2 separate regions of the Homo sapiens genome follow, and region 2 is linked to region 1. A link is a loop called in an ENCODE intact Hi-C map of the cell type or tissue named here. Cell type or tissue: B cell. All regions are shown on one strand. Each heading gives the region's core, and the rest is flanking DNA. Links, peaks and the distances in the headings are about the cores only.

Region 1 (15,871 bases), core at 4,147-8,146:
CATAAACAATTATGTCATCTGCAAACAGGGCTACTTTTGTCTCCCTTTATTATCTAAAAGGATATGTCTTTTATTTCTGTATCTTGCCTTATTGCACTGGCTAGAACTCCTAGTACTACATTGAATAGAAATAGTAAGACCAAACTTTGCCTTGTTTTTAGTGTTAGGGGGACAGCATTCAATTTTTCACCACTAAGTATAATGTTAGCTATAGGAATTTTGTAGATACTCTTTTCCAAGTTGGGGAAGTTCCACTTTCTTCCTATTTGTCTAGGAGTTGTTATCATGAGTAATTGTTGAATTTTGTCAAATGCTTTTTTCTGCATCAATTGGAATGATAATGTGATTTTTTTTTCTCTTTTTCCTGTTAATATGAAGAATTAGATTGGTTTATTTGTAAAAATTGAACCAGCCTTGCGTCTTCAGAGCAAACCACACTTGGTCAGTGTATAATTCTTCTCATATATTGCTAAATTCTACCCATTAATATTTTGTTAGGGATTTTTTATGTCTATGTTTATAAGGTATATTGGTCTGTAGTTCTTTTTGGTTCTGTCTTTGTCTGATTTTGGTATCAGGAGAATACTAACTTCAAAAAATGAATTGGTAAAAGTTCTCTCTTCTTCTACATTATGGAAAATATTGTGAAGAACTGATGGATATTCTTCTCTAAATTAACCACTGAAAGTATCTGGGCCTGGAATTTTCTTTTTCTGAATTTTTAAAATTGTGAATTTAATTTACTCAATAGTTATAAGGTTATCCAAATTATCTCATGTTGAGAAAGCTGTGGTATTGTGTGTTTTCGAATAATAGTCTATTTCATCTAAATTGTCAAATTTATGGGCATAGAATTTTCCTTAGTATTATCTTACTACCATTTTGATGTGCACAGAGTATATACTAATATAATCTGTCTCACTCTAGTAGCTTGTGTCTTCTTGTTAGTCTTGCCAGAGGGTTGTCACTTTTATTGATCTTTTAAAAGATCTAGCTCTTTGTTTCGTTGTTGTTCCCTATTATTTTTCTGTTTTCAATTTCATTGATTCTTGCTCCTATCTTTATTATTTACTTACTTCTGCATTCTTTGCATTTATTTTTCTCTTTATATTTTCTAGATTCTTGAGGTGGGAGCTTAGGTCACTGGTTTGAAACTTTTCTGTTTCTTAAAATAAGCTGTAAGTTTCCCTCTCAGCACTGTTTTGGCTATGTTCCACCAATTTGACGTGTTGTATTTTCATTTTCATTCTGTTCAACGTATTTTTATTTCTTTTGAGGTTTTTAAATTTTTTGAGGTTTGCTTTATGTTCCATGTTACAGTCCATCTTGGTTTATGTTCTTGGGCACTTGAAAATAATGCATTCTGCTGTTGTTGGGTAGAGTGTTCCAAAAATGTCCATAGATCCTATATGCTAAGGGTGTTAAGATTTTTTATGTGTTTTGATTTTCTGTCTAGTTGTTCTCTCAATTGTTGAGAGAGGAGTGTTGAAGTCTGTAACTGTAATTGTAGACTTGTCTGTTTCTCCTTTTAGTTCTATCAGTTTTCACATCACATATTTTGTAGCTGTCATGTTTGGTGCATACCTTTAGCAGTGCCCTATCTTCTTGGTGGATTGACACTTTTGTTAATATAGACTGTCTTTCTATGTCTCAATTATTTTCTTTGTTCTGATGTCACTTTATCTGATATTAATATAGCCGCTCTTGCTATCTTTTAATTAATATTTGCATGATGTGTTATTTTTGACCCTTTTGCTTTCAACCTATCTATATCACCCTATACACAGCATATAATTGGTTCATGTTTTTTAATCCACTCTGACCATCTGTCTTTAAATTTTTGCCTTTACATTATTCAAAATTAATATAATTATTAATATATTAAGTTTCAGACTGTCTTTTTATTTCTTGTTTTCTGTTTGTTCTCCTTGTTTTCTCATTTCTTTTTTTTCTTCCTTGGCTTACCATGCATGACTTGGGCATTTTTTAGAGTTTTATTTTGATTTATACATGGTGCTTTGGGGTGCATCTCTCTGAGTAGTTTTTTAGTAGTTACTCCAGGTATTACATTTTGTATATATAACTTTTCATGGTCTACGTGCATCAACAGTTTGAAGTGTGGAAAGTTTACCATCCTTTACATCCTATTGCCCTCCCTTGTTTATAATAGTCTAAAATGTTTTCTCTACATCTATTTAGAATCACATCAGTGTTATAATTTTCACTTCAATTATCAAACATAATTGAGAAAATTCAAAAGGAGAAGGAGAGCTAATTGAATTTACCATCTTTGTTTACCGAATTCTTTCTTCTTTCCTGATGATTCTTGATTCCTTCTTTCATCATGTCCCTTCTGTTTAGAGAACTTCTTTCCACTTTGTTAGTGTACTTATTTGGGTAATCAAGCTAATCTGAGGATAGCTTGACTTCCTCCTAATTCCTAAATGATATTTGCACTGGACATAGGTTTCTGGTTGACAGTTCCTTTTTTTCTAACACTTTAAAAATGTTGTATCACTTCTTCTGACCCCTGTGGTTTCTGATGAGAAATATGCTGTCATTTGAATTGGTTTTCTCTTTAGAGATAAAATGTTGTTTCTCTCATTGCTTTTAAGACTTTCTTTGTCTTCAGTTTTCAGAACTTTAATTAGGATGTGTCTTGGTGTGAATTTCTTTGATGTATCCTATTGGTCATTCACTTCTTGAATCCGTAGGTTTATGGGTTTTGTCAAATTGGGGGATTTTTCAATTATTATTTCTTTGAGTACTTTTTTAGCTCCATCTTCTTTTTTTATCTTTTCCTGGAACCCCAAATGATATAAATTTAGTTTTTGTTATAGTCCCACAGGTCCCTGAGGCTCTGCTCTCTTTGTTTTTCATTCCATCTTCTTTCTGTTGTACAGAGTCAGTCATTTCTATTGTATCTTCCAGTTCACTTATTCTTTCCTCTGTTCTCTCCATTCTGCTGTTGAGCCCATCTACTGAGATTCTTATTTCAGTTGTTATATTTTTCAGTTCTAACATTTCCATTTGGTTGTTTATATTTACTGTTTCTTTGCTGAGATGATTTTATTGGTGATTTTTTATTGTTTCACTTGTTTCAAGTATGTTCACTATTACTCATTGAAGCATTTTTATAATAACTGCTTTAAAACCTTTTCCAGATAATTTTAGCATCACTGTCATCTTGATATTAGTGTCTACCGATGGCTTTTTTCATTCAGTTTGATATTTTCTGGTTCTTGGTATTGTGAGTGATTTTTTGATTGAAAACTATGCATTTTGGTATTCTATGATGAAATTCTGGATCTTATTTAAACCTTGTCTTAGGTAACATCCTGTGATGCTGCACCATCAGGGGAGGGTGATACACTGCAACCTCTGTGACCACCAAGGTTGGGAGATGCTCCTCGTTGCTGCTGGGGTGGGGTGCTGGCTCCCACTAGGCCCCTGCTGATCCCACTCTGGTTGGGAAGGGTAGAGGTCCCTAATTTCTGCTCCCCAGATGGTCTCCACTGACGCTACCAGGGGGTGGCCTCATTACTATTGGAGCCAGTGGTTAAAGTCTTGACTCTCCCCATTTGGCCTTCTCTGACACCACCGCAGTGGGGAGGGGGCAGACTGACCTATTATTGCTGGGTAGAGGAAGAAGTCCAGGCTCCCCAGATGGTCTCCAGTGTCACTGTAGTGAGGCAGGAGGGGAAGGGAGGCCTCATTACTGCCAAGTGGAGATGAAAACCCCAGCTCCCTACTAGGCCTCCTCTGACAACCATAGTGGTGAGGTTGCATTGCCTCATTGTAGTCTCGTGAGTGTGGAGTCTGCACTCCCCACTGGGCCTTTCCTGGCATGGGTGAAGGTGGGACCACATATTTTTCTGTGCTGCCTGGCAGGAGGAGTCTTCTGTTTCCCCTACCCCTTCCCCTCTTCCTCCTCCTTCTTCTCTTTCTCCTACTCTTTCTTCTCCTCATTTTTTTCTCCTCCTCTCCTCCTTATCCTCCTCCTCATTTACCTCCTCTTCTTCTCCTCTTCTTCCTTTCTCTCTTCCTCTTCCTTCTCCTCCTCCTCCTTCTTCTACCCCTTCTTCTCTCTTTTTTTTTTTTCCTTTGTGTGCGTTAGCTTTTTCCAGGTTGCCAGCTTCTTCAGCTCTAACTCTGGAATGTATGAGGCACAAACAAAATTCAGGGAGTTCCTGCTGTGTCATTCTTTGGGTCTTGAGGTTCCTAGCTTGGTCTACTTTCTAGTTCTTACCTTTCAGAATCTTTTATGTTTGTTTTAAACGTAATGTCCAGTGTTTTTAGTTGGACTTAGCAGAAGGAATAGGGATGAGTATGTCTCCAGCATCTTCCTGGGAAAAATGTGCATTTTTGAAATATATATTGTATGGTTGGGTGTTATTTTTCATCCAATCTGAGAGCCTTCCACTTTTAATAGAAGGTTTGTCTCACTTATGTAATAAATCTTAATCCTGATATTGAATGTTATGTTTTGTGTACTTTCAAAATGTAACACATTAATCAATTATCAATAGGCTGTTATTAGCTGCCCTTTCCATCAGGCAAGGTTTTCAGGAACACACCAAGTTGCCTTGTTCCCATCCCAATTCCAGTTTTTTACTATTATTATTATTTTATAGAGACAGAGTCTTGCTGTATTGCCCAGGCTAGAGTACAGTGGTTCAATCATACCTTAATGTAACCTCAAATTTCTAGGTTCAGGTGATTCCCCAGCCTCAACCTCCTGAATAACTGGAACTACAGGCATGTACCACCTTGCCTGGCTAATTTACTTTTTAGAATTTTTTGTAGAGATCTATGTTGCCCAGGCTGGTCTTGAACTCCTGGCCTCAAGTGATCCTTCTTCCTCAGCCTCCCAAAGTGCTGGGATTATAGGCATGAGACACTGCCCTGGCTCATCCTGTCATTTTTACAGTTCTAGAAGAGATAAAGGTGGAAAGATTTTCCCAAAGATGAAAACATTCCATCAGGAGACCCAAGAAGAGGAAGTGATTGGTTGACTGGGGCCTTCATGGTGGCCATTTTTCTGACATTTCATCCAGAACTAATTCCCTCCCTCCTTTTTTTATCCTTCCCTTCCTTGCTTCTTGTGTACTGGGCATTTTCCTGGGTTCTGGGAGAGGAAGGGAGCAGATCAAACCAGTATTTTTCTTTTTCCCCATCTCAAAGTTTTTATCTATGGTGCTTTGTGGGTTTCTTTTTTTCCAATAGACTTTTGAACATTGTGAAATTAGCCAAAAAGAAAGCAGCTAAAATTTAGTAAGGGCAAGAGGAAGAGTTAAGCAGGTGCAGAGAGCAGAAATCTTCAAGTCTCTTAACGTTTCCAGTTTTTAATCAGGGTGCAAATGTGGTTGGTTGACGGCAGGGAGCTGCTTCAGTGTGACTGCTAGGCTTTGCTGCCTTCGTCAATCCATCCAGCGTGACTTCCCATATAACTTTAGTGTTTACATCCCCCTCACTGTGTGCTGAAAAGTCTGGGATCCCCCTAGACACCTGGTAATTCTGTTAATGTCTGCTAGTCTGGATCCATATCTCAGAAGCTCCCTGATGGAATTTCTCCGTGCTCTTGGCAAGTCACAAAAGAGATGTCTCCTGGGAACTTTAGCATCTTGATCTCTATTTAAATGGTGAAATGATAAGTCTTGGCCAGGCCCTGTTCTCTCCTCCCACTAACTTTAGTCTCCGAGAGCCAAATTTTGCTCTCAGTTTCCTATATATGACTTCTACCAAATCCTTCTAATTTTCTTTTGTCTCTAGTGATTTCCTCTCCTGCTGTCCTGTCTTCTAAAGCAGTCTGAAATGAAATCTGCCCCCAGAGCTGTGCACAGAGGAAATGGAGAACAGATCATTCAAGAAGGAACACCCCACCCGCAAGCCGTGCTAGACTCGCATGGGTAGGCATCCCCAAAGCGTTGCACCCTCCACGCCTGGGCGGCTCGCTGCTTTTCTGAACACCAGGATTTGTACTTCCTAGCTGGTTCTCCATTTAGATACTTATTTAGATGCTTGACAATGAAGTATCAAGGAGCAGAGCAGGTGTAATGTCCTCATATACTGCTGCCATCTGTGCGCTCATATGCTCCTCTTAGGCAGTCGGGCACATGTAGAGCTTGCTTCTGATGGCATTTGGATTGGAAAGACATTGGCCCATTTCTCCTTATAGCAGAACTTTGTGGAGGAGCTAGGCGAAGTGTAAATGCACAGACAGCAGAGCAGATCTGTTTGTGGCAAGAGAGGGAACCCCTCTGCCTTCCCCCTCCTAATCCCCTACCACCCCTCTCCCTCTCTACTCCTGGCCCCTGGCCTGGACACCATGCTTTCAGAATAATTCTAGAGCAACTATTAGCTGTTGATGGCTTCTGCTGCATTCCCTCCCAGAGACACCTAACTTTGACATTAACTACTGGAAGGCCCGTAAAGTCTTCCGAGCCAAGGAAGGAATATTGAATGCTATAATTTCAAGACAGCTATAGGTCAGCTGGGGAAATGTGCACAGCAAGAATGGAAGTTTCTGGATACCCCTCCCCTGGGAAGGCAGCTGTCTGGGGCCCCTATTTTGGCAGTCAGCTCTCAAGGCATGCATCAGTGCACCTGAAACACTCTATAAATGGAAAAGTCAGAACACAACGTGTCACATCGACACCACCAGCATGCACAGTGGAACCCACACAGTTGGTTAAATTTAAATTCCTGCAGAGACATGGGGACTTAGCTCAAATATCACCTCCTCAGGGGAGTCTTCCCTAAACCCAGGTTGAGTTGAGTGCCCAACTGAGTGCTCCACTAGCTTCCCAAATTCCTTTGCTCTCGGCACTTAGCCCACTCCAAGGTGCTGAAGTGTCTGTCTCACCTATTTGTCAAGGAGCTACCTGAGGGTGAGGGCCACATTTTATGGATATTTGTGCCCTCAGTGCCTAGCACAGTGCTGGACACATAGTAGGCACTCAAAAATGTTTCCGAAGAGGGACCATGCCAGCTGCGTCCAGAAAGCCACCAAAATGACCCTTTTGCTGACTTACTATGGAGCCTGGCATACTACCATGAAATTTTTTTTTTTTTTTTTTTTGGAGACAGAGTCTTGCTCTGTCACCCAGGCTGAAGTGCAGTGGTGCGATCTCGGCTCACTGCAACCTCCGCCTCCTGGGTTAAAGCGATTCTCCTGCCTCAGCCTCCTGAGTAGCTGGGACTACAGGCATGTGCCACCACACCCGGCTAATTTTTTGTATTTTTAGTAGAGATGGGGTTTCACCGTGTTAGCCAGGATGGTCTCTATCTCCTGACCTCATGATCCACCCACCTCAGCCTCCCAAAGTGCTGGGATTACAGGCGTGAGCCACCATGCCTGGCCTAAATATATATATATTTTTTTGAGTTAAAAAGTTAGCCCTATGCCTCAAAGATCCCTTTCCAAAACTGAAGCTCATTAGGAGGGATAATTGTTACCAATAATTTGGGGGGTTGGTTTGAGCTGAGCTTTGCAGAATACTTGACATAGGCTTGGCACTTGCAGGGGACCTCTAGGAGTGAAGAGAGTGAAGTATCCCGGGCTTCAATGGCATAGGAATGAGAGAAAACCATTTGTTGCTAGAAGTGTAGGTCTGAAACCTGATTTCTATGTCACCAGTAGTTCTTCTCCCAACTTTTTTTTTTTTTTAAAGTTGGGGTCTTGCTGTGTCACACAGGCTGGAGGGCAGTGGCATAAACATAGCTCACTGCCACCTCGAACTCCTGAGCTCAAACAATGCTCCTGCCTTAGCCTCCAAATCTTTTCCCTTATTAAATATAAAAACATTAGAATATACTCTTCAAGTGAGCCAGGTACTAGAAAAACACTACCTGACACACAATAGGGACTCAGTAAACATTTGTTGAACAACTTATTTTAGGAACACTGCCAGCCACACTCTTACTTCTTTCTGTGTGGCTCTAGCTTACGAGGATAAGAGAAGGTGGAGGGAAAGCTAGAAGGGGCCAGGGCTGGATTCCAAACCACAGCCCACCCACAACTCTTTATCTGCCACTCTTTATTACCTGTGTTATGGGAACTCTGCCACTCTTTATCAGCTGTGTTATGGGAATTCAGAACAAGGACTGACACTACTGATCCTGGACTGGGTTTGGAAATGCAGTCATACCCCAGAAAAGAATCCCCTTTTTTCCATGTGGAGGCCCAATCCCATTCCCAGCCCCAGATGACTGAATGGTGATGTGGGTACATGTGATGCATTCACAGGGTGTGTGGCCACAACGGGCAGCCCCTGAGTGCCTCCACTTGAGAGGCAGAGGGAAGCCCTTGCTGGTCGGAGCTTAGGACTCTCTCAATGGCATGGGGCCAAGATGAGGTCCTTGGGCATGGCAAGAGCCACCTGCAGAAGGAAGGACATCATGGTTTGCACTGTGCATGATGGAAGGTGTGTGTAGTTAATTATTGGCTGCTAGGTTTGGTGCTTAAACTAGCTACCACCTACACAGGTTGAGAAAAGGAAGAAAAAGCAGTTAGAATGCAGGAAAGAGGGAAAAACCCCACCTCACCCACTTGACAGGCTCAAACTGCTGCTGCTAGCCGCCTGTGAGGTGGGGACAGTCCCCTGCAAATGCCCTGCTTAGACACTTGGGTTGCCGTGGCGAGCACCTTACGAGAACCAAAGGCGTGAAGGCCTTCTCTGAGCACAAAGGCAGACAAAGGCACCTGCCTGGTCCTGCAGGACCAGTCCCCATGCTGGATACTGAATGGCTCAATTACTATGCCTTGGACCAAGGTTGGGGGTGGGTGAGGAGGAGAACTTTGGAAGAAGTGAAGCAGAAAGAATCTTTATGACAATGACAATTTAAGAAACATTAGACAACCAGCTTGCTGAGGTGCTTCTAAACCTTCTGTGGGGAGGTGAAGCAGTGGAGCAGTCATGTGGAAAATTCCCTTTCTCCTCCATGCACAGTCATTCCCAAGCTGAGGGAAAGGCATTGTTTTTCTTGTGAAAACCCTCATTCTGGACAGGATTCCATCAGGCTAGGGGAAAATGCCTTCGCCTGGGAAGAAGTTGTATTCAGTAAGCATGGAGGACTGAAGGGTTGAGTCATGTCGATCTCTTGGAGATTTTTGGTTGCCAGGAGGATTCAAATGTGTCTGACTTCTTAAAATGTAATTAGACAGAGAAAGGGTTGCATCTGGCCAGACCATGGTGGCAGGGGACGTGGAGGGAGGCCTGGCGTCCCTCCTTCCACACGCTCCCAGGCGTCTCTGTGCATTTGGGGGCAGCATTCATACTTGGCTGGTAAGAAATCCTAAGGAAGCTTCCAGCAGCATTCAGCCCCCACACCTCCCATCAGTGGAGCCTTCCTGGGGAGCTGTCTCTGCAGGCTTGCTCAACCTGGGCTGCAGCTCTTGGCAGCTGTACCCACCGACCCTGATGGGCCCCTGCATGTCCCACTGGGTAGACAGCAGCTATGAATACTGTTCTACATGTCTGCTTAGATCAAGGTATCATCTGTTGCACCACCAGCAGCCTGCCCACCTCAGCCAGCCCTCCACCTAGAACAAGAGGGAGCATGGTTGCTGCTGGTGCGTGACAGCCCTGCCAAAGGTTGCAACTTAGGAGCAGAGATTCAAGGCAGTGCTATAAATAAGCCAAGCTTTATTTTCCTACAGGCAGCTTGGTTTTTCTACTGTGTGCTGCCATAAATGTGGTAGATATCAGATCCACCTATAGACAGGCCTGCCTTGAGCCTCCCATGGTGCTTCTAGCCAGGTACCTTTGGCAAGGTGACCGAGCCAGGCCATAGCTGGGACTGTAGCATGGGGAATGTTCCAGGCACTCACTCAACATCACTAGAGCAGGGAAGGCTTGCTCTGAGCCAACCCTTGTTCTACTGTCTTGTTCCAGGTATAACCCATCAGCCAAAGCTCCTTCAATACTAGCTCTTGTCTCCTGACCTGGTCAGAAGCATTTACCAGCAAGGGCCACTTTCCTCTGACCATTCTATTTAAATATTTTCCAGCTTATCCGAGGGAGGCAGGGAGGCTCTGCAGGCGATGGCTTCAGGAAGTTTTAGTCCCATGGAGGCCCCTGGCTGGGGCTATCTCCCACCCAAATTGGAGGCAGCTGCTGCCAGATATGTAAGAAACTCCCAGGTGTGCAAGAACAAAATGAGGAGGTGTGATCATTTACATTCAGTAAATGATGGTGCGAGTGCAGACTGTCACCAGGAGATCTGTCTTCCTGCCAACTTCCACCCTAAACAGAGGCTCTGATTTTTAAGAGGGGACAATCCTAGTGGGAGTGGGGACAGGGAGGGTCTGGACCAAGCACTGAGAAAGAGGCCTGCTAGGCAAAGTCAAACCATGTGATTGAGGGAGAGGCTTTGGCCTTGATTCAAATCTAGGCTGACCCAATGCCCTGGTTTGCCTGGGACAGTCATGGACTATGCCTGCCATCCAAGTTCTATTTTTAATGGTGCCCCTTTCACTCACACACACACACAAAATCCATGTTTGGATGATAAGTTTTGTGATTACCCTATTCCAAAGATGAGAAGGAGTTAGGCTAGAAATGCATCCACAGAGTGACATGTAGGACGTGGGGCTCCAAGCAAGTTCACTTGGCAGCGCCTGGAGGAGAGAGACGAGTGGTAGAAGGCCAGGTTGGTTCATTCTCAAGCATATTTAGAATTGCAGCCTTGTCGATAATTTTCACTTATGACTTTGCAGAGTGTGATGCTGGAAGGGTCTTTGGGGTGGTCTAATTTACCTCCTCTTTTACTGGAAGAGGACGTTAGGCTAAAAGAGATAAAAGTGACCTGCTCAAGGTTACACTCCAGTTGCTGGCAGAGTGGGGATAGAAACTTGTCCTTAAGGGGTCAGGTCCAGGTACTCTTTGCTGGGACAGAGGGAGATGGAGGACCCTGAAAGAGGCTGCAGAGGATGAACAGACACATGGAAACTTCCATGGCAGCTCCGGGACAGGGAAGTGCCACAGACTACCCCACAGTTCCTAGATTGGGGGGGTGGGAGGACAGAAACTGGTGGGGTTTAGACTTGCTGAGCTTGCTTGGACGTGAGCTCAGGTGACACCTGGAGTCACAGGCGAGTGCAGGTGGAGCCAAGGGCAAATGGGCTCTCCAAGGTAGTGACCGAGAGGGACCAAAGAGATTAATTGGCAAATAGGACTAAGAATCAGTGAAGAAACAGGTAGGTATGGAGATCAAACGCGAACAGGGTCAAATGAGTAATTTATGGAATCTAAATATTGTTCTATGGTTCAAATTGTAGTGAAATCTGAGAGGCAACTCCTGATAACAGCTATCTTACCCTTGGGTACCGTTTCCCTAGCCCCCTTCTCGGGTCTGCAGGGTCTGTTACTTAAGCCAGTAACAGCTTCCACCTCTGCTTGGTAGATGGGAAACTGAGTCACAGAGAAGCTGGCTTTCTCCTGTCTTACAGGACCCCCAGCAACAAGGATGTGATTAACAAGCCTTGAGAGTGACTCCAGAAGCCTGCCACCACAGTACCCCTCATGGTTCCACTGCAGTCACACCTCCCGTGTGTGCTCTCATGGTGCTGAAGGGGTGGAGTGGTGGAATTTTCTATGAATTTGCTCATCTGAGTGGGCCCCGCAGGAAGAAGCCCAGCTTTCTGGTCCTAGTTCTATTGCCGGCTGACTAGCTATGCAATGGTGGCTAGTCACTTGTTTTCCTGTCCCTCCTGCTTTTCCTGGTTGTCAGATGAATGTTCTGGCTTATGCCATCTTCAAAATCTCAATGTTTTTGTCTTTGCAGGGGAATCTGACCTTGGTTCAGCCATCTGATGAACCAAGTTCATCTCTTGCATCTTCTTGGCAGTCTGTCTATAGAGCATCTTCTCAGGTTAGGCAAGGTGGAGCTATGTGATTGAGGGAGGGGCTTTTGACTTGAGTCAAAATTAGGCTGCCTGGGACAATCATGGACCATGCCTGCCATACAAGCTGCATTTTTAATGGTACCCCTTTAAATATTTGTGCTCAGATCTCAATTACCCTTGACAATGTAGAATGCAACATTGGAATGTTTGACAATGCAGGAATGCATGCAAAATATAATTTTAAAAAATATCAGCTGGGCGCAGTGGCGTATGTCTGTAATCCCAGCACTTTGGGAGGCCGAGGCGGGTGGATCACCTGAGGTCAGGAGTTCAAGACCAGCCTGACCAATATGGTGAAACCCCATCTCTACTAAAAATACAAAAAATTAGCCAGGCATGGTGGCAGACACCTGTACTCCCAACTAGTGGGGAGGCTGAGACAGGAGAATTCCTTGAACCCAGGAGGTGGAAGTTGCAGTGAGCTAAGATCACGCCACTGCACTCCAGCCTGGGTGACAGAAGAAGACTCTGTCTCAAAAAAATATATATCATATTTGGCCCAGATCTACGTTTTTTGCCTCCAACAAGTTTTCATGAGGTTAAGTTAAATGTGGGAATTTATTTCAGACAGTCTGCAAAGTGGATAGCTCACTAGAGCAAACATACAATCACCTGCAGGCTGACTGTAGTCAAAATAATCTACTGTCACCCTGAATAGGTTTTCTCACATAACATCTACAAAAACCCAGCATACCATTGTCACACCCACATGGTGCCTTCTGATATGTGACATTAGAAAACCTCAATCTCCTAAAAAAAATCATAAAATAGTTTCAGTATATATGAACTCGGCACACGTTTTTGTTCAGTGAAACTTCTTTCTTTGATGATGCCTGTTCAAATATTTGCAAATATTGAGAAAACGCCCACATAAATCATCCTCTGTTGCTGAGGCCACACAGTCTGCAGAAACCAACAGGTAAGACACAAAATACTGAACGCCACTGGAGGTCACGCAAATTCCAGGAAACCTCAGGCCATCTTAGCCTTCCTCTCCCAACCCCAATCTGTTAGTTTCTAACCGAATGTGCTAGAGAAGCCAGCCAGAGCACCATGAAAGTCAGCAAGAAGGTGAAATGGTGAGAGGAGGAGGGGCCTTTGGTTACATCTCTTTTCACCTCTCACTCTAGATGTGAAGAAACTCAGAGGGGGCTGCGGCATCCCAAGTCGGGGAGGCCATGAGGACCACTAGAAGCAGGCCTGGAGGTGTGGTCTCTGGGGCTGGGCTCTGTCGCTGCCCTCTGTACCCCAAAATGCCTCTGAGATGCCCATGTAACCTCCAGGGGAGCCCAGGAGCTTCACCTCCTGCAAATGGGGAGAGATGGACAGTAGGAGAAGAACAAGAGAGAAGCAAGAAGCAAATGGTAGGAGAAAACACAGGATAGAGGGAAGAAAGACCAAAGGCCGGTGAGCAGAGAAAAGAGGTGAGCATCCAGGGCCCAAGAGCTGCTTCAAGGTCATGGAAAGCCAGCCTGCACCTGGAAGGAAAGGTCCTTGCAGAATAGAACTTAAAGCAGGAAACAGAGAATTAAGCGTGGCAAACAAGAAACGCCCATGTGCCTGAATCTATATCATTCTAAGTCAGTGTATCAGACGCCCAGGACTCTGAAAAATCAGGGTTCCCAGACAAACCCAACACTTGGTATGAGCAGCGCTTCTTTATTATAAAACTAACATCACTGAAAGCTTTTTTTTTTTTAAAGACCAAAAATATCACATCTTAGGCAAATGAGTTGAAAATCCCTCAGAGTGACACCCTATTTTTTTTCCACCCATTTCTAAAGTCAGAGGACACCTGGTAAAGAAGCTGGTTTTTAGATAAAGAAATGCAATTCCTGGTGCACGCGGTTTCCTGGTGGTACAGCACTGAAGTGACATCATGGAAATATTTGTACCTCAAGGTCAGTCTGCAAGGTTTCTGTGTGAAAGCATGAGTCTTAGTGGTGGGAAAGTATGTGTGTGCACCTTTGTGATCTGCTGCTGTTTACTGCTCTCTGCTTCAAAGACAAAGTTTTAATTAAATCCAGGTGGGCAGCTTGCCAGGGTTTTCCACACTTTTGGCTCACCTAGGTAGGCAGCCTAAGTGCAGGTTATACCATTTGGAAATGCCTCTGCTCCTGTCACTTGGAAGGAAATAAAACAACTGTTCCTTGGGGCGGGGGGTTGGGGGGAAGAAGCTTGTCTTCCACTCAAGGGCAAGGAATCTATGACATAAGATGCTCATTCTGGTGGTGAATATGAACAGTCTAATTTGTGTAGCATTCCTTAAGGTGCCAAAAGTAGGAAGCAGCAGACTGGGAACGTATGGAATCCTTTGTCTTAATTAAAAATATAGTGGGAGATGTGGAATTTGGCCAAGCCTCATAAATCTGCTAAAAAAGCATCAAGACTCCATCAGATAAGTTTAAATAGAACCAACTGAGCCCTCTGGAGAGTTAAACAGATTCCCCACTCATGTGGACACCCACTCTCCTGTCACTTTCCCGCACTCCGCAGGCAGCAGTGGTGCTCGTTAACCAGCAACCCTCCAATTCGCCTATGACAAGCTTATCCCCCTGGAGCACACGATTCAGACATGATAAATTTACTCCCGCTTGTAAAAATGAAACTCTCCTCAGGGCAATAAAAACGCTCTGAGCCTTTAGGAAATAAGTTCTTTATCTGATAACCTACCTTCATTAACAAAGTCTGGTCCTCTTGGTCAGGACAGCTCTTCACTGCTAGGGAGAACTGCTCTAAGGTAACTGGAAGGGAAGAAATGGAAATTGTGAATGACTTCACTTCCGCCTCAGAGCCCTTCTGATGTGAAGGAGGACACTGTGGTTATAACAGACGTAAACAGCATGCTGTCCGTCCTTCCTTGGTGACATGGCAGAGCTCCCCAACTGTCCCCTGCATGGGTCAGGGGCCCCCGTACAGTGACTTCTCCACCCCATCAGACAGAGTCATTACAGTAGAGTACAAGGCCATTCCCATCAGCAAAGCTCCTCCCTAAACTGCCAGGAGGTCCTGGGTTCAGCTTCCTTTTGGGTCATCTTGTCCCCAGAGATGACACTCTATCTCCATTTCCTGGGACCTTCATTGAGAAGACTCCACCTGCCTTTGTAAATTTGACAGTGCTAATTTAAAAAATCTCAATCTTCCATCATGATTTCCATGGCTTTAACTCTTCTCTTGGTGTATGGCCCCAAGTGTTGACTCAAACCCCACAAACTCCCCCAAATATATAAAGTCGTCTTTCTCCAACCAACCTTCTCAAGGAGAATAGGGAAGAGAAACCCAAGAAGATTTACGAGAAAAAAAAAAAGTTTTAGTAATCCATTGAAATTGGCCATGAAAGCTCTAGGAATATTAATCTAGAAAATTTACAAAATTACATTCCCCTTCTCATATTTATGGCCAGGTTCTCATCAAAGGCTCACTTATGTGGTGACCAATTTTTATTTTGGTGTAAGTCACAGACTGCCCTCCTGTAGGCTGTGTTGACTACATTGTTTCATGCTTGAAAATGCTCCCACAATTCTCTGCCACCCTCAGATTTAAAACCACTTATTTGACACGCATTAAGGCTTTTACTAAGTTAACCCAACTAGTTTAGCCTTTGATTGCTATACTCAAAGCTGCGTTCACTCTTTACCCTCTATGACCTTTCATTGCTCTCTGCTGGGAAGAGTTCTGCCTCTTGTCTTTGAGTAGAGCAAAACTCAGTCCTCCAACTGAACATCCCAAGCCCACCCATCCAGCCAATAAAGACATTGATTGCCCTCTGGTCCCATCCCAACTCCCGCAGATCCCACAAAGGTGGGCAGAGCTAAACTCAGCCTCAAGGCTGAGGGACAGTCTGATTCCAATGATTTGACCTCAAGCATGCCTGGATGTCATGTCTACAAATACAGATATTTTAAAGAGAACTATATCAGCAATGATGAATTTTCATCAAGAAAATATTGTCTGGGTAGGTTG
Region 2 (15,871 bases), core at 6,091-10,090, 150 kb before region 1:
CTCCACATTCCTAGGAGACTGGAAGCCAGGACAAGCTGGAGACTTGCCCTTCTGAGTTGGGGCAGCAGCTCCCCAGGTGCCAATGCACCCACCCAAACCACAGCTGGCAACCCAGGCCTCCCACTTTATGGAGCAGGCAGGGTCCCTGCCCTCCTGGGTGCAGCTGCAGCTGCAGACCCAGGCCTCCTGCTCCATGGAGCAGGGAGGAGTCCTGCCTTCCTGAGTAAGGCTGCAGCTGCTCAAGCTGTGGCTGCCGATCAGAGCCTCCCTGTGCTCTTGCAGGTGCCAGGAGCAGGGAGGATCTCTGCCCTCCCTGGTGCAGGTGCAACCACCAGATCCACAAGTGCAGACCTGGGCCTCTGCTCCACCAAGCCGGCAGGAGCCAAGGACAAGCAGGAACCCCACCCCTTCTGAGTTGGCAGGGTGGGAGCTCCCTGGGTGCAGCTGCAGCCACCTTCCCAGGTACAAGACCTAGGTGTCTCTGCAACCTACACCCTTAGGGGCCAGGGAAGGCCCCCCGACCCCGGTACCCATAAGCCCAGGGGTGTCTTCTCCAGTTGCCTGGCTTCTCACTGCTCCGGGCACAGGCTCCCATATCAGAGCAGGGTTGGAGCCAAGGCCGGGTGCTATCACAGTTTGGCATGGTCTGCACACACTTGGATCAGTGCTGGCAAGCCAGTGCCCTGCTGCCCCAGCCCCCTCCAGAATTTGGGTACCAATGAGAGTAGGAGGGGAAGCAGAGGGGAGCTCTGAGGATTGCTCAGTGCTGGCCTGCAGGTGCCTCTTGGTGCCAGCAGCCAGGGGGACAGGGACAGCAGAAGGCAGGCAGGCTCCTGGGTGGAAGTGGGTGGGTTGCCAGTAAGACCCCACCTTCAGGCCAAGGAGGGCCTGAAGGCTGGGAGCCAGGCTGCCAGACCAGCAGAATGGAGTGGGGACTTGTGGTGCCTTTTCTGGACTGCCCATGGCCCTCCATGAACTGATCAACAGGGACTTCTTCCCTCTAAGGTCCAAAAAAGCCCCAGGCTCAGCCAGAGCAGGGCAGAGGACAGATGACAGAGGACAGATGGCCTGCTGCAGTGAGGAACTACTCTCTCTTCTGAGAGCTTCAGAGACCTGCAGAGACATAGGGACTACCAGCTGCAGAGAGAAGTAACTTTCTCGAGGGCCTCCTTTCTGGTGAGAGCAGCAGATGTCAGGATGATGACCAATAGCAGAGAGGAGCTACCCTCTCCAGGGCCTCCTCTCTGCTTGAGAGCTGAGCACTCAATGGGAAGATCTGCTTACAGAGAAGATGATCTGCCTACAGAGAGGAGCTATGCACTAAGGGTTTCCTCTGAGCTGTTCTAACACTTAGTAAAGCTTTCTTTGTCTTGTTCACCCTTCACTTGTTTGCATACCTCATTCTTCTAGAGGCAAGACAGGAACTAAGGCAAAGATGCCACCAGCCACAGAGGTTTCTGGCCAGAAAATCAATACCCCAAAGATCCTGTAACAGTGCAAGAAGGCAGGCAGGCTCCTGGGTGGAAGTGGGTGGGTTGCCAGTAAGACCCCACCTTCAGGCCAAGGAGGGCCTGAAGGCTGGGAGCCAGGCTGCCAGACCAGCAGAATGGAGTGGGGACTTGTGGTGCCTTTTCTGGACTGCCCATGGCCCTCCATGAACTGATCAACAGGGACTTCTTCCCTCTAAGGTCCAAAAAAGCCCCAGGCTCAGCCAGAGCAGGGCAGAGGACAGATGACGGAGGACAGATGGCCTGCTGCAGTGAGGAACTACTCTCTCTTCTGAGAGCTTCAGAGACCTGCAGAGACATAGGGACTACCAGCTGCAGAGAGAAGTAACTTTCTCGAGGGCCTCCTTTCTGGTGAGAGCAGCAGATGTCAGGATGATGACCAATAGCAGAGAGGAGCTACCCTCTCCAGGGCCTCCTCTCTGCTTGAGAGCTGAGCACTCAATGGGAAGATCTGCTTACAGAGAAGATGATCTGCCTACAGAGAGGAGCTATGCACTAAGGGTTTCCTCTGAGCTGTTCTAACACTTAGTAAAGCTTTCTTTGTCTTGTTCACCCTTCACTTGTTTGCATACCTCATTCTTCTAGAGGCAAGACAGGAACTAAGGCAAAGATGCCACCAGCCACAGAGGTTTCTGGCCAGAAAATCAATACCCCAAAGATCCTGTAACAGTGCAAGAAGGAGAAAAGTGTTCTATAGTTTTATATCTCAGTCTTTTAGTGAGCCTGTGTCTCTAAACTGTGAACTTCAAACAGAGCTTCTCGACCCCCCCAACACTCCCCTTAGGCAGGACAAGATGGCTAGAATGAACTGAAGTTGAGTATTTCTCTTCCCCTATGTAGAAGGCTAAGGCATGCTGGAGCATGCTATTTCCTTTCTTCCAGGTTGGTTAGGCTCTGATAAAATCCCAATAGTTTAGGCTCTGATAAAATAGTTTCTCCTGAGGCCAGGCCTTTTTGACTAGAAGAGAATGATCTGACTTACTTCAAATAGTTCCTCCTCCCTCTCCTCACCAGAAGAACAAGATCTTTTTTTTTTTTTTCTGATATTCACTGTGAGAACCTAGTTGAACTCCTGAAACCAGAACTCACAAAAGTGGGAGGCCCTCCTTTGAATGGGTCCCCCTGGACTGTTTAACTCTCATACTTATTTACTGTGAATGCCCAGCAATTCATCAATTACAGTTCAGGTTTTTCTACCCCATACTGGTTCCCACAAAGGTTTCTGCTCAAGGGTTTCTGCTGCAGTAATTTGTGATTCTAAGTATTTTCTTGTCAGTCTTTCCAATTTAAGGGGCAGTAAACCTCACTTCTCTGATGGATCTAAGAGTTGTTAATTAATCAGTTTGTTCAGCCTTTTATTTGTTGTTAGGATGTAGTGACAACTTCCAAGCTCCTTACGTACTGGATTGCAAACCAGAAGTCAAACTATTCCTTAGAAATGAAGGGGAAGTAAAGTCATTTTCAGATGACAGGATACTAAAAGAATATGTCACCAGAAGACTTGCCCTTAAGGAATGACTAAAGCAAGTGCTCAGAACAGAAAGGAAATAATAACAAAAGACTTCAGGACCTCAGGAAGAAAGAAAGAAAAGTGGATATGACCATAAAATGTAATCAATTATTTAAACAAAAGTAATAACAATGTAGCGTGATGTTAACATGTATGTAAGTAAAATGAATGACAACAATAATATAAAGGTCAGAAGGGGAGAAATGGAAGTATCCTGTTGTAAGTTTCTTATGCTATACGCGAACTGGTATAATATCATTTGAAGGTAGGCTATAATAAGTTAAAGATGTGTTCTGTTAATCCTAAGAAATATGAAAATAACACAATAACAAAGAGTTACAGCAAATAAGACAACAAAAGAGATAAAGTTGGATCATAAAAATAATCAATTTGAAAAAAGTCAGGGAAAAACAGAAAAAAGAGCAAAAACATATGGGATAAATTGAGAAAAACAGTGAGATGACAGGAATTAAACCTAACTATATGAATAATTACATTAAATGTAAATGGCCTAAACAACACCAGTAAAAGGCAATTTGTCAAATTAGATTTTTTAAAATGCTAATCCAACTATGTGCTTTTTACCAACACAAAAAGGCACTTTAAATGTAAAGACATAACTATGTTAAAGAAAAAGGATGGGAAAAAGATACAATGTAAAGACTAACAAAGAATCTAGAGTGGCTATATTAATATAAAAGTGGATTTCAAGCAAAGAATATTATCAAGCATAAAGAAGAACATTTAAAAATGTTAAAGGGATCAACTTGTCAAGAGACCATAATAATCCTAAATGTTTATGCACCTAATAACAGAGCTCCAAAGTACATAAAACAGAAATCAATAAAACTATAAGGAGAAATTAACAAATACAGATATAAATTAGATATTTTAATACCTCTCTCTCAATAATTGATAGAATGAGTAAAGAAAAAGATCACCAAGGATATAGATGACTTGAACAACACTACTAATAAAATATACCTACTTGGCATTTATAGAACACGTCATGCAGAAATAGCAGAATACACATTGTTTACAAGGGCACGTGAAACATTTTTCAAGATATATTCTATATTCTGAGCCATAAACAATGCATAATACATTTAAAAGGATTCAAGTCAAACAAAGTATGTTTTCGGAGCAATCTGTAATTAAAATAGAATTCTTTAGCAGAAATCTATCTGGAAAATTCCCAAAGGTTTGGAAACAAAGTAATGTGTTTGTCAATAACCAGGGGTAAAATAAGAAATCAAAAGGAAAATTAGAAAATATCTTGAAAAATAATCAAATGAGAACACAATATATCAACAATAGTGGAATGCCACTTCAGCAATATGTAGAAGGAAATATACAGCACTGGATTTCTACTTTAGAAAAAAGAAAACATCTCAAGCCAATGACCTCATCTTCCACTTTAAAAATTAGAAAAGAAGAGCAAATTAAGCCAAAGTAAGCATTAAAAGGGAAATAATAAAGATCAGAATGAAAAATCAATAAAATAGCAGACAGAAAAAAATAGAAAAAATCAATAAAACCAAAAGCTAGTTCTTTGAATAGATCAATAAAATTTAAAAACCTCTAGGTGTATTGATTTAAAAAATTACTTAAGACACAAATTCATCAATATTAGGATTTATAAAGGTGGGATCACTCAGATTCTACAGATATTAAAAGGATAATAAGGAAGTATTGTAAACTTTTATGCCTATAAATTTTAAAACTTAGATAAAATGGATAAATTCCTGGCAAGGCACAATCTACCAGAGCCCACTCAAAAAGAAAGAAAGAACCCAGACAATCCTCTATTTACGGAATAAATTGAATGTTTAGTTTAAAATGTATGCATGAAGAAAATTCCCGGTTGACATGGCTTCACTAGTGAACTCTACCAAACATTAAGAGAAGGAAAAATAACAATCCTTACAAACGTTTTCTGAAAATTGAAGAGATGAGAATAATTCCAAATTATTTTATGAGCCTATTATTGCTCTGATTTTAAAGTGAAACAAAGAAAACTATAGATGAATAACTAACTCTCATGAACATAAATGCAACATTTCTAAAGAAATTTAGCAAATCTAATCCAACAATATGTAAAAAGGATAAAACATGGTGAACAAGAAGGGTTTATCCCGGGAATACATTGATTGGGTTTTGATGTTCAAAACCCAATCAATGTAAATCACTATTAACTACAAAATAAAAGCAATATGATCATCTAAATAGATGTAGAAAAAAAATCTGAAAAAAACCCAACACCCATTCCTGATTAAAAACTATTAGAAAACTAGGAATAGAAAAGCATTTTCTCAACCAATTGAACAATTGAAGGGTAGCTATGAAAAACCTACAGCTAATATCATATTTCATGATAAAAGATGGAGTTTTCTTACTCTAAATTCAAGAATCAGGGAAAAGTGTCTGCTCTCACCACTCTATTTAACAGTGCTGGAAATATTAGCCAGCAAAACAGATAAAGAAAAATAAATAAATGGCATAGACTGGAAAGATTCATAGTTGGCACAATTATGTATATATAAAATCCTCAGGAATGTACACTTTACATACTAGAATTTAAAAGTAAGTTTAGCAACTGTGTTAGTTCGTTTTCATGCTGCTGATAAAGACATACCTGAGACTGGACAATTTACAAAAGAAAGGTTTATTGGACCTATAGTTCCACATGTCTGGGGAGGCCTCACAATCATGGCGGCAGGCAAGGAGGGGCAAGTCACATCTTATGTGGATGGCAACAGGCAAAGAGAGAGCTTGTGCAGGGAAACTCCTGTTTTTAAAACCACCAGATCTCATGACACCCATTCACTGTCAGGAGAACAGCATGGGAAAGACCCACCCCCATGATTCAATTGTCTCCCACAAGGCCCCTCCCATACCACATGGGAATTATGGGAGCTACAAGATGAGATTTGGGTGGGGACACAGAGCCAAACCACATCAGCAACATGTCAGAACACAGAAAAAATGTAAAATATCACTGTATTTCTATGTACTAGTAGTGAACTGTCAGATGTTAAAATTCAATTGCTTAGAATGGCATCAAAAATATGAAATACTGGCCAGGCGTTATGGCTCTTGCCTGTACTCCCATTGCTTTGGAAGGCTGAGGCGGGTGGATACCTTTGAGGCCAGGAGTTCAAGACCATCCTGAGCAACAGGGCAAAACCTTGTCTCTACTAAAAATACAAAAAATTAGCTGGGCATGGTGGCCTGTACCTATAATCCCAGCTACTTGGGAGGCTGAGACACAACAATCACTTGAACCTGGGATGCAGAGGTTGCAGGGAGCTGAGATTGAACCACTGTACTCCAGCCTGGGGAACAAACTGAGACTCTGTCTCAAAAAAAAAGAAAGAAATACTTATGGGTAAATCTGACAAAATAAGTGTAAGACCTGTACACTAAAAACTACAAAACATTGCTGAAATAAATTAAAGAAGACCTAAATAATCGGAGAGATATACTTTGTTTAAAGGTCAGAAGTCTCAGTATTGCTAAAATGAGAACTCTTCCCAATGCAGTGCTAATCAAATTTCTAGCAGGCTTTTTGTAGAAATTGAAAAGCAGATTTGAAATTCATATGGAAGTGCGAACAAAACCAAAAGAGCCAATATAACTTTAAAAAAGAGAAAAGATGAAGTTCTAAAACTATCTGCTTTCAAGATTTATTATAAAGCTACAAGTGATCAAAATATTCTAGTACTAGCAGCAAGATAGAGGAAAAGATCAATGAACCAAATAGAAAGTCCAGAAATAGACACACTCAAAAATATGGACAACTGATTTTGGACAATATTGCAAAAGCAATTCAATGAAGAAAGGATAGCCTTTTCAACAAACAGTACTGGAAGAGTTAGATTCCTGTATGCAGAAACAGACAAAAACAATGAACTTGGATGCAAACGTGCATTATATAAAAAGAAGTGATTCAAATGGATTGCAGATCTCAATGTAAAATCTAAAACTATAAACCTTTAGAAGAAAACATAAAAGAAAATCTTCATGACCTTGGGTTAGGCAGAGTTTTTAGGTATGACACCAAACACACAGTCCATAAAAAATAAATTGATAAATTAGACTTTATCAAAATTTAAAATTTTCATTCTTTGAAAGATACTCTGAAGAGATTGAAAAAATAAGCCACAGATTGGGAGAAAATGTTTGCCAAGAATACACATCTGATAATGCACTTATATCCAGAATATATGAAGAATTCTTAAAACTCAATAATAAGAAAATAGCCCCATTAAAAATAAAATAGGCAAAGGATTTCAACAGACATTTCCCCAAAGAAGATATATGGATGGTAATAAGCACATGAGAAGATGTCAGCATCATTAGGGAAGTTCAAATTAAAACCACCATGTGATACCACTACATGTATTTTAGAATTGCTAAAATTAAGAAGACTGACCATATGGGGTGAGGATATGGAGGAAATGAAATTCTCATACAATGCTATTGGTAATGTAAAATCAAACTACCACTTTGGAAAACAGATTAAAGTTTCGTGAAAAGTTAAACATGCACCTACCACATGTCCCAGCCTCTCAGTTCTACCAGAAAAGAAAGCAGATATCCATACAGAGATTTGTACACCAATGTTCATGGTACATTTATTGGTAAATAGCCCCAAACTGGAGACAACTCAAAAGTTCATCAACAGATGAATGGATAAACAAATTGTGATATATCCATACAATGGACTATTACTCAGTAAAAAAGAAAAAAAAGAAAATAATAGTAATGGATAATCACAACATGCATAAATCTCAAAAATAATTATATTAAGTAAAACAAACCAGTCAAAAAAGACCATATACTCTTTATTCCATTTTAATAAAACTATAGAAAATGAAAATCTTTGGTGATATAAAACAAACTAGTAGTGAGGAAGAGAGGCTTGGGAGGGAAATTATAAATTACATGAAGCAACTTTTGGGAGTGATAGAAATATTTACTATATTGATTGTTATGATGGTTTCATGGATATATACATATGCAAAAACATATCTACACTTCAAATATGTGGAATTTTTGTAGGTTATTTATACAGCAATAAGCCTGCTCAAAAAAGTAAATCGAGCAATGGAGGGTACCAAGATTTTACTTGCATATGACTGTTCTCTATCTAGCCTGCAAACAGGTGCACACAAAATCTGCAACTTTAACTGGAGCTTGCCAGGCAACACCTCTGCAACATTATGCAAATCACTGTGAGAAAGAGACAATAATTATGTCAAAAACCACCAAAATATGTTTGTTTCCACACACTTTTTTTAAAATTCCCAGATCTGGGCTGTCTACAGTATGTGCCTGCCAGTTAACCTAACTTGGGGCTTTTCACTTTGGTTTAAAGAATCTGAAATTGAGCTCTGCTCAAGTTAAGTGCATGTGGTGATTCATGTGCATGGAAAGTACCTTGGGCTGACCACAAACTAGAGTTCCCTACAACTACATCAATGTCAAAACTAACCACTGTCTCCTAGCTTGTTTGTTTAAAAAAAAAAATCCCATGGTCTTCAATTTGGTCATTTAAAAATAATCTACAAGGTATACTGTTTTTCTGTTCTTGTTATTTCCTAACTTTTAAGGTTTCTATTTTTCCACCCTGTAGATCTTGTTCTCACTAGAGAATAATTTCTACATTATGCCCAGGTTCTTCTGAGCTATGAAGGGGCCCAGATTTAAGGGCTATTTTTGACACCCTAAATGTGCTGAGACAAGTCATTAAGGTGGTCCTGCCAGGACACAGCCATCTAAAGCAGCAATCTGCTTCTTGCCAGAAAATCTCGTGCCTCTGCAGAGCCTTTTCCAGAATGAACCACACCATGCTGAGGTAGGGTAGAAGGGGCAGTACACCAATAGGCCTGGGTATTCTAGAACAATAGGCCTAGAACTTCTCATCAGCTCCTGTTTCTTTTCATCTCTAGGAAAGGAGAAAGAGACTACCTACTGCATTTCTGTCACTCGCTGAAAAGGACACTCTGTCAGAAAATCTTCTAGCAAACTTCAAAGGGCAAAATCACCCCTTGTTACTGATAAAGCCCAGAGAGCTTCAGCAGCTAACATTCCCTGGACAGGGCACAGCAAGGATTTGAACCTAGGTCAGTCTGGCCAGAACACCCACAAGCTTTCCTTAACTCAGTGTGCTATCTCCCCACGACTAGGTCACTACTGCTTTATAATCACCTTTGTAGCCACCAGTGGATTTTGCTCATCAGTATTTTTCAGGCAATTGATACTTTAGATATTCAGCTGCAAGACGTATGCAGTTTTCATTGACATCTTTTGGAGAAACTGACAAACCTGGACTTGACTTAATGCCTTTGGAACCTTCCAAGATGTTATATAACTCTAGATAGAAGGCTGGGCCTCCATGATGTCAGGAATGTTGCATTCTTATTTCCCCATAGATAAACCCATTTGTCCACAAAGTCAAGGAGTCAGGCAGAGGCCCTTGCCATGGGGCTTTTTAGGATAAAGCAACAAGCCTGGACTTTGCTCTACAACAGGGTTTTGCATAGGGAGTGGTATGACCAGATCCCTCAAGAAAGAAAGCTTAGAGACCAGGCCAGAGTCCACTGCAGTAGCCCAGTCAAGAGAGGATGGTGACTTGGACTTGTAGTAGAGCCAGTTAGAATGAAAGAAATTGACACATTCAGAAATGGTTTTAGAGATAGAGTCAAACTGGACCTGATAAAGAACTAGAGAAGCGGAGTGAGGATAAAGAGAAGAGCCATGACTGACTCGGAAGATTTTGTCTTGAAAAACTTGAGAACTCAAGACAGAGTGAAATAAAATCACATGTGGGAAAAATCTCCTGCTTTGTTTTGGACTACTTTGAAGTGAAATGCCTGTTAAGCCTAAGTGGGGTAGGTCATGGCGTACATGACTGTGGGCTCAGGATGGATACAGGCATTCAGGAGTTGTGAGCAAATAGAACTTAAAGCCATGAGAGAAGAAGGGATCACCAAGAGAGACAGTGTGGCATAGAGAAGAAAAGGGGTGGAAGACGATCCCTGGGCAGAAAAGTCCTTAGAGCAGAGGCAACAGGCATGACCAAGAAGACTAAGAAAGAACATTCAGTACAGCAGGAGGAGAGCAAAAAATGTGTGGTATTCTAGAAGCAAAGAGAATAAAGGGCTTCAGGAAGGAGCAGTCAAGTGTGTCAAATAAGATAAAGACAGACAAGTCCCCTGGATTGGGTAGGAATAAAATAACAACAGACTGCCATACAAATGGTTCTATCTACACCATCTAAAAGAATATAGTTTATTCTCCATACATTTAAGAAACACCTGCCATATGCCAGGTATCCTTTCAAGCACTGAAATGCAGATTCATAAAACATGGTCTCTGCTCTCAAGGAGCTCACAGTGGTAAGGAGGAAACAGGCAATAGCGAGTGTTCTCATTGCATTCGTGACCCCATTGATCTTGCAACAGCCCCATGCATCAGTTATTGCCATTATACCATTTTACCGATAAGGAAACTGTGGCAGGGAGGGGTCAAGCACCTTGGGTATTTGACAGCAAAACCAAGGCTTGGTGGTATCATAAAACTTCCAAGTAGTAATTCACAAAGGTGACTGGGAAATGGAAGTGACCAGAAATCTTTGCACTATGAGGACAAGTTCATGACCCTGATACATTCTTGTCCAGGTAGTATAGCTCCAGACCAAATGTCTGCGGCCACCCACCCAAAAACTTGTTGGATAAAAATGACTACACCTATAGTCAAATGATTTTTGACAAAGGTGCCAAACAGTTAGATAGGAAAAAGAAAGTTATTTTCAATAAATGTTGCTGGAGCAACCAGATATCCATATGGAAAAAAAATCTTGACCACCTACCTCACACCAAACACTAATATTAACTTGAGATGGATCATAAACCTAAGTCTGAAAACTAATAGTAAAGTTCTTGAGAAGAGAACATGGGAGAATGTCTTCATGATGTTCAGGTAGGCAAAGATATTTTAAGACACAAAAAAGCAATAAGCATAAAATTTGTAAAGAGGTGACTGGGGCTTTATCAAAATTAAAATTTATGTGTATTAAAAGACATCATGAATAAAGGGAAAAGGGCAGCCACAGACTGGGAGAAACTCTTTACTATACATATACCTAACTGAGGCTCATATCCAGATTATATGAAGAACTCCTTCATACTGATACCTAGGGTCTTGATTGCATGCCCCGAAATCAGTTGATTCTTCCCTTTTGAAATGCATTCCCACAAGGATCCAGCCTTTGGGAAGCCATGCAAGTAGAGGCAGAAGTTGTTTCAGCTTCGGAAAGGGCCACTCTGCTGAGGAGTGTCCTTGACCGGCAGAGAGAAGATGTTCCTGCAGCCATGCTGATTCCAGGGGGATATAGAATTTGGGGCCTGGGAATGTTTAAAAATGAAAGCCAGTTAATAGTTTTATTTTTCTTTTAACATGACAGACAGGAGAACAACCAGCAGGACTCCAGGCTTACCCTGACATTTTTGTCAAGTATATGCGGGTTCTCCAGAGAGCCAGAATCAAAAGATGTGTGTATATACAGCCATGTGTTGCATAACAACAAAGATACATTCTGTGAAATGTGTCCTTAGGCAATTTCATCGTTGTGCAAACATCATAGGGTGTATTTGCACACACCTAGATGGCATAGCCTACCACACACCTGGACTATGTGGTATAGCTTGTCACTCCTAGGCTTTGTACAGCATGCTACTATACTGAATACTGTAGGCAATTATAACACAATGGTAGGTATATATGTCTATGTAGACATATCTAACATAGAAAAGGTACAGTAACAATACAGTATAAAAAGTGAAAATTGCACACTTATATAGGGCACTTCCAATCAATGGAGCTTGTAGAACTGGAAGTTGCTCTGGGCGAGTCCGTGAGCAACTAAGACATTACACTGTGCGCTTAGGCTACACTAAATTTCTAAAAATATTTTTTAAAATATATAAGTTAGCCTTAGCTTACTGTAACTTTTTTACTTCATAAACTTTAAACTTCTTTTTAACATTTTGACTCTTTTGTAATAACACTTAGCTTAAAACAAAATCACACTGTAAAGCTCTACGAAAATATTGTCTTTCTCTATATCCCTATTCTATAAGCTTTTTTCTATTTAGAAATTTTTTATTTTTAAATTTTAAACCTTTTTGTTGAAAACTAAGACATAAACACACATTAGCATAGGCCTACACAGGGTCAGGATCATCAGTATCAGTATCTTCCGCCTCCACATCTCGTCCCACTGGAGGGTCTTCAGGGATGATAACATGCACGGAGCTGTCATCTCCTATGATAGCAACGCCTTTTTCTGGAACACCGCCTGAAGGACCTGACTGAGGATCTTCTTGAGGAGGTGTCACTCTTTTCAGAAATATGTCCATAGCATCTTGCTTAGTTGTTTCTTTTTTTCATCACAGATTTGTTTGTAAACAGATAATGCACCACGAACATTCCTCTCTATTAATAAAAACCTTTCAGTGTCGGGGGTCACTTTCAAACTTTTTAAAGAAAAAGTTGAGGTCTGCAAAAGCTTCTGCCAAATGCTTCACTGTGAATTTTCTCAGGGGTTCTTCTTTTCTTCTCCTGCAGTTTCTTTTCTCTTGCCTCTCTTCAGCTATGGATTCTGGTTCCAGTTCCTACAACTCATTAGTCAGTTTCTCAGGAACCGTTGTTTGCTGTCTCAACCACAGCCTTGTTGAGTAATATGCTGTCCTGTGATATTGTGATGGCTATGAAATCACTAGGTGATAGGAATTTTATTATATTATAATAATATATTATATATTATAATTATAATATATAATTTATATATAGAATATATAATATATTATGCTATTATAATCTCATGAGACCACCATCAGATATGTGATCCTTTATTGACCAAAACATTGTTATGCAGTGTGTGACTGTATATATAGGTATATGAAGAAATTTATATTAAGGAATCGGTTCACATGATTATGGAGGCTGACAAGTCCAAAATCTGCAGGGTGGGCTGGCAACCTGGAGACCCAGGAAGAGTCAATGTTGCAGTTCAAGTCTGAAGGCCATAGGCTGCAGAATCCCCTCTTGCTTAATCTTCTGTTTTATTCAGTCTTTCAACTGATTGGATGAGGCCCATCCTCATTATGAGGGTGATCTGCTTTACTCAAAGCCCATCCATTTCAATGTAAAAATCTCATCCAAAAACACCTACAGAAACATCTGGAATAATGTTTGGCCACATGTCTAGACACTGTAGCCCAGCCAAAGTGACGCTTAAAATGAACCATCACACCAATTGTGCTATTGACCTGTACCCACTGAGGTGAGACATGATCAGAGACTGGGCAATTTTCACAGTTTGGACACAGCTATGAGCAACATAGCAGTGATTCAGCAAGCTCACAATAGCTTTACCAGGCAGCAAATTGAAGCAGATTACAGCTACTAGGAAAGACGCTTCTCATTTTGTGAGATGTGCTCCCGTGGCTGAAAGATTGTGTGAATTAGGTAGATTGAGGGAAGGGCCAATTGATTTAGAGTACTGCAATCAAGACAACTGGATAGCCTAGTGATGCCAGCTCAGAAAAAGAATAGTAAAGTATAGTGAAAACAAAAATTCAATTTAACCTGGTTCTAGCAGAACACCAGCAAATAAGGAAAACAAACAAACAAACAAACAAACAAACAAAAAACAGCTGCAGAGAAAACTCAAGAAGCCCCATAGAGAGGGTACTTTGGGATCTGATGCATGCTTGCTGATGGTGCCCATCCATCCTGTCTCTGCTGGACGCCTAACAGTGTTCCTCACCTGCACTGTAGGTGTCCAATGCATGCTAAGTAAAAGTGATATTAAGAGCTGCGTGCCAAATTTCATTTCACATTATATCTCAGAATTTCTTTTAGTTTTTCTGGAAATGTAACTACTATAATGGACCTTACAAATGCACAAATGGGGCCGGGTGCTGTGGCTCATGCCTGTAATCCCAGCATTTTGGGAGGCCGAGGTGGGTGGATCACTTGAAGTCAGAAGTTTGAGACCAGCCTGGCCAACATGAAGAAACTGTGTCTCTACTAAAACTACAAAAATTAGCCGGACTTGGTGGTAGGCACCTGTAATCCCAGCTACTCAGGATGCTGAAGCAGGAGAATCACTTGAACCTGGGAGGCAGAGGCTGAGGTGAGCTGAGATCACACCAATGCACTCCAGCCCAGGCAACAGAGAGACTCTGTCTCAAAAAAAAAAAAAAAAAAAGCACAAATGGTATTCTGTATCTGAAAATTGTTTGGATTAACTTTTGATTCTTGCCTGGTTAAAGAATTACAATTCTTACCTCAGATCATGCTTAAACTATCTTATTTCTTCTCATCACAATAAAATAAATTAGTGTCATTTTTATACTTGATTGCCTCAAGGATATTTTAACACAATTTTGTTTCTTATCTTTTGTACCACTCATTTGAAAACTTATGGTCTTAATGCAAATAATCTGAAAGTAATAAAAGTATAACTCCTAGTAATTTCCATATTGCTGCCTGTAGAAAAGTTATAAACATCCCAATTTATTCTGGCAAGAAAAAAATTTTTAGTAAGCAAAAGCCTTGACTGACCAAGTGCTTCACAAAAGAGGATATCTAAATGGCCAATAAGCACATGAAAATGTTCTCAAACCATTATTTATCAAGGAAATGCAAATTAAAACCACAACAAGATACCATAACACACCCACTTAAGTGTCTAAAGAGACTGACCATACCAAATGTTGGCAAGTAGACAAAGCAATTGGAGCTCTCACTGCTGGTAGAAATGCAAAATGATACAGTAACATTGGACAAATGTTTGGGATTTTCTAGCAAAATTAAACATTCACCTCTCAGATCACCCAGGAATTCTACTCCTAGGTTTTTCTCAAGGAGAAGTTAAGTGCAAATATCCATCAAAATGCTCATAAATTTTATTTGTAATAGCTAAAAACAAGACACAACTCAAATACCTATTAAATGTTTATCTAGACACAATCCAAATGTAATACAGTCATGCTCTGCACAATCATGGTCCCATGAAATTATAATGGAAGGAAAAATTCCTATCACCCAAGTGCACACTGTTTATAAAGTCCACAGCGGTGTACAATAACATCCTAGGCTTTCACATTCACTCACCACTCACTCACTGACTCACCAGAGCAACTTCCAGTCCTGCAAGCTCCATTCATGGTAAGTGCCCTGTACAGGCGTGCCATTTTTATCTTTTATACCATATTTTTACCATACCTTTTTTAATTTTTAGGTATGTTTGGATACATGAATATTTACCATTGTGTTACAATTGCCAACAGTATTCAGTACAATAACATGCAGCAAACGTTTGTAGCCTAGGAGCAATAGGCCTTACAGCCTGGGTATGCAGTAGGCTGCAAAGTGTAGAATTGTGTAAGTACACTCTATGATGTTCACACAACACAAAATTACCTAATGACGCATTTCTCAGAATGTATCCTTGTGACTGTCACTGTCTAGACATACATACAATGAAAAACTACTCAGCAATGAAAAAGAATAAACTGCTGACACACAAACTTGGATGAATCTCAAAAACATTCTGGATGAAAGAAACTACTCAAAAAGAATGTTTACTGTATGATTCCATTTTTATGTTTAAGAACAGGTAAAATTAACCTGTGATGACAGACATCAGAGTCATGGTTACTCCTGAGGAGAGGGGTTTACTAGATGGGACAGGAGGGGACTCTCTCCTTCTCTAGGGTGGCAGAAATGCTCTGGATCCTGGAGTGGGTGATGGTTGCATGGGGTCATACATAAATAA

The links. Peaks named below come from ENCODE experiments on the same cell type or tissue, not always from the same donor. Only the 100,000 strongest peaks of a DNase experiment are listed, where the experiment ranks them.
Region 2: a loop joins it to region 1, with 2.2 times the contacts of the local background. A loop is called at or near these places in 1 of 110 quality-filtered maps.

What each region holds. Positions count from the first base shown.
Region 1 is chr2:111,047,999-111,063,869 of GRCh38, reverse strand. ACOXL (acyl-CoA oxidase like) reads right to left here. Exons shown (of 18, transcript NM_001142807.4): 16 at 14,582-14,652. LOC124907866 (a long non-coding RNA gene) reads left to right here and starts at 13,693. Exons shown (of 2, transcript XR_007087182.1): 1 at 13,693-13,809. RefSeq lists enhancers at 6,376-6,575, 13,724-14,018 and a silencer at 13,724-14,018. In B cell, for the core only: no CTCF peak of the experiment used is centred there; DNase peaks (open chromatin) are centred at 5,499 and 5,969; H3K4me3 peaks cover 365 bases; H3K27ac peaks cover 997 bases.
Region 2 is chr2:111,201,763-111,217,633 of GRCh38, reverse strand. MIR4435-2HG (MIR4435-2 host gene) reads left to right here. Exons shown (of 5, transcript NR_136164.1): 4 at 8,973-9,146. Among named protein-coding and RNA genes, the nearest start is that of BCL2L11, 89 kb to the right of the region's middle. In B cell, for the core only: no CTCF peak of the experiment used is centred there; a DNase peak (open chromatin) is centred at 8,423; H3K27ac peaks cover 331 bases.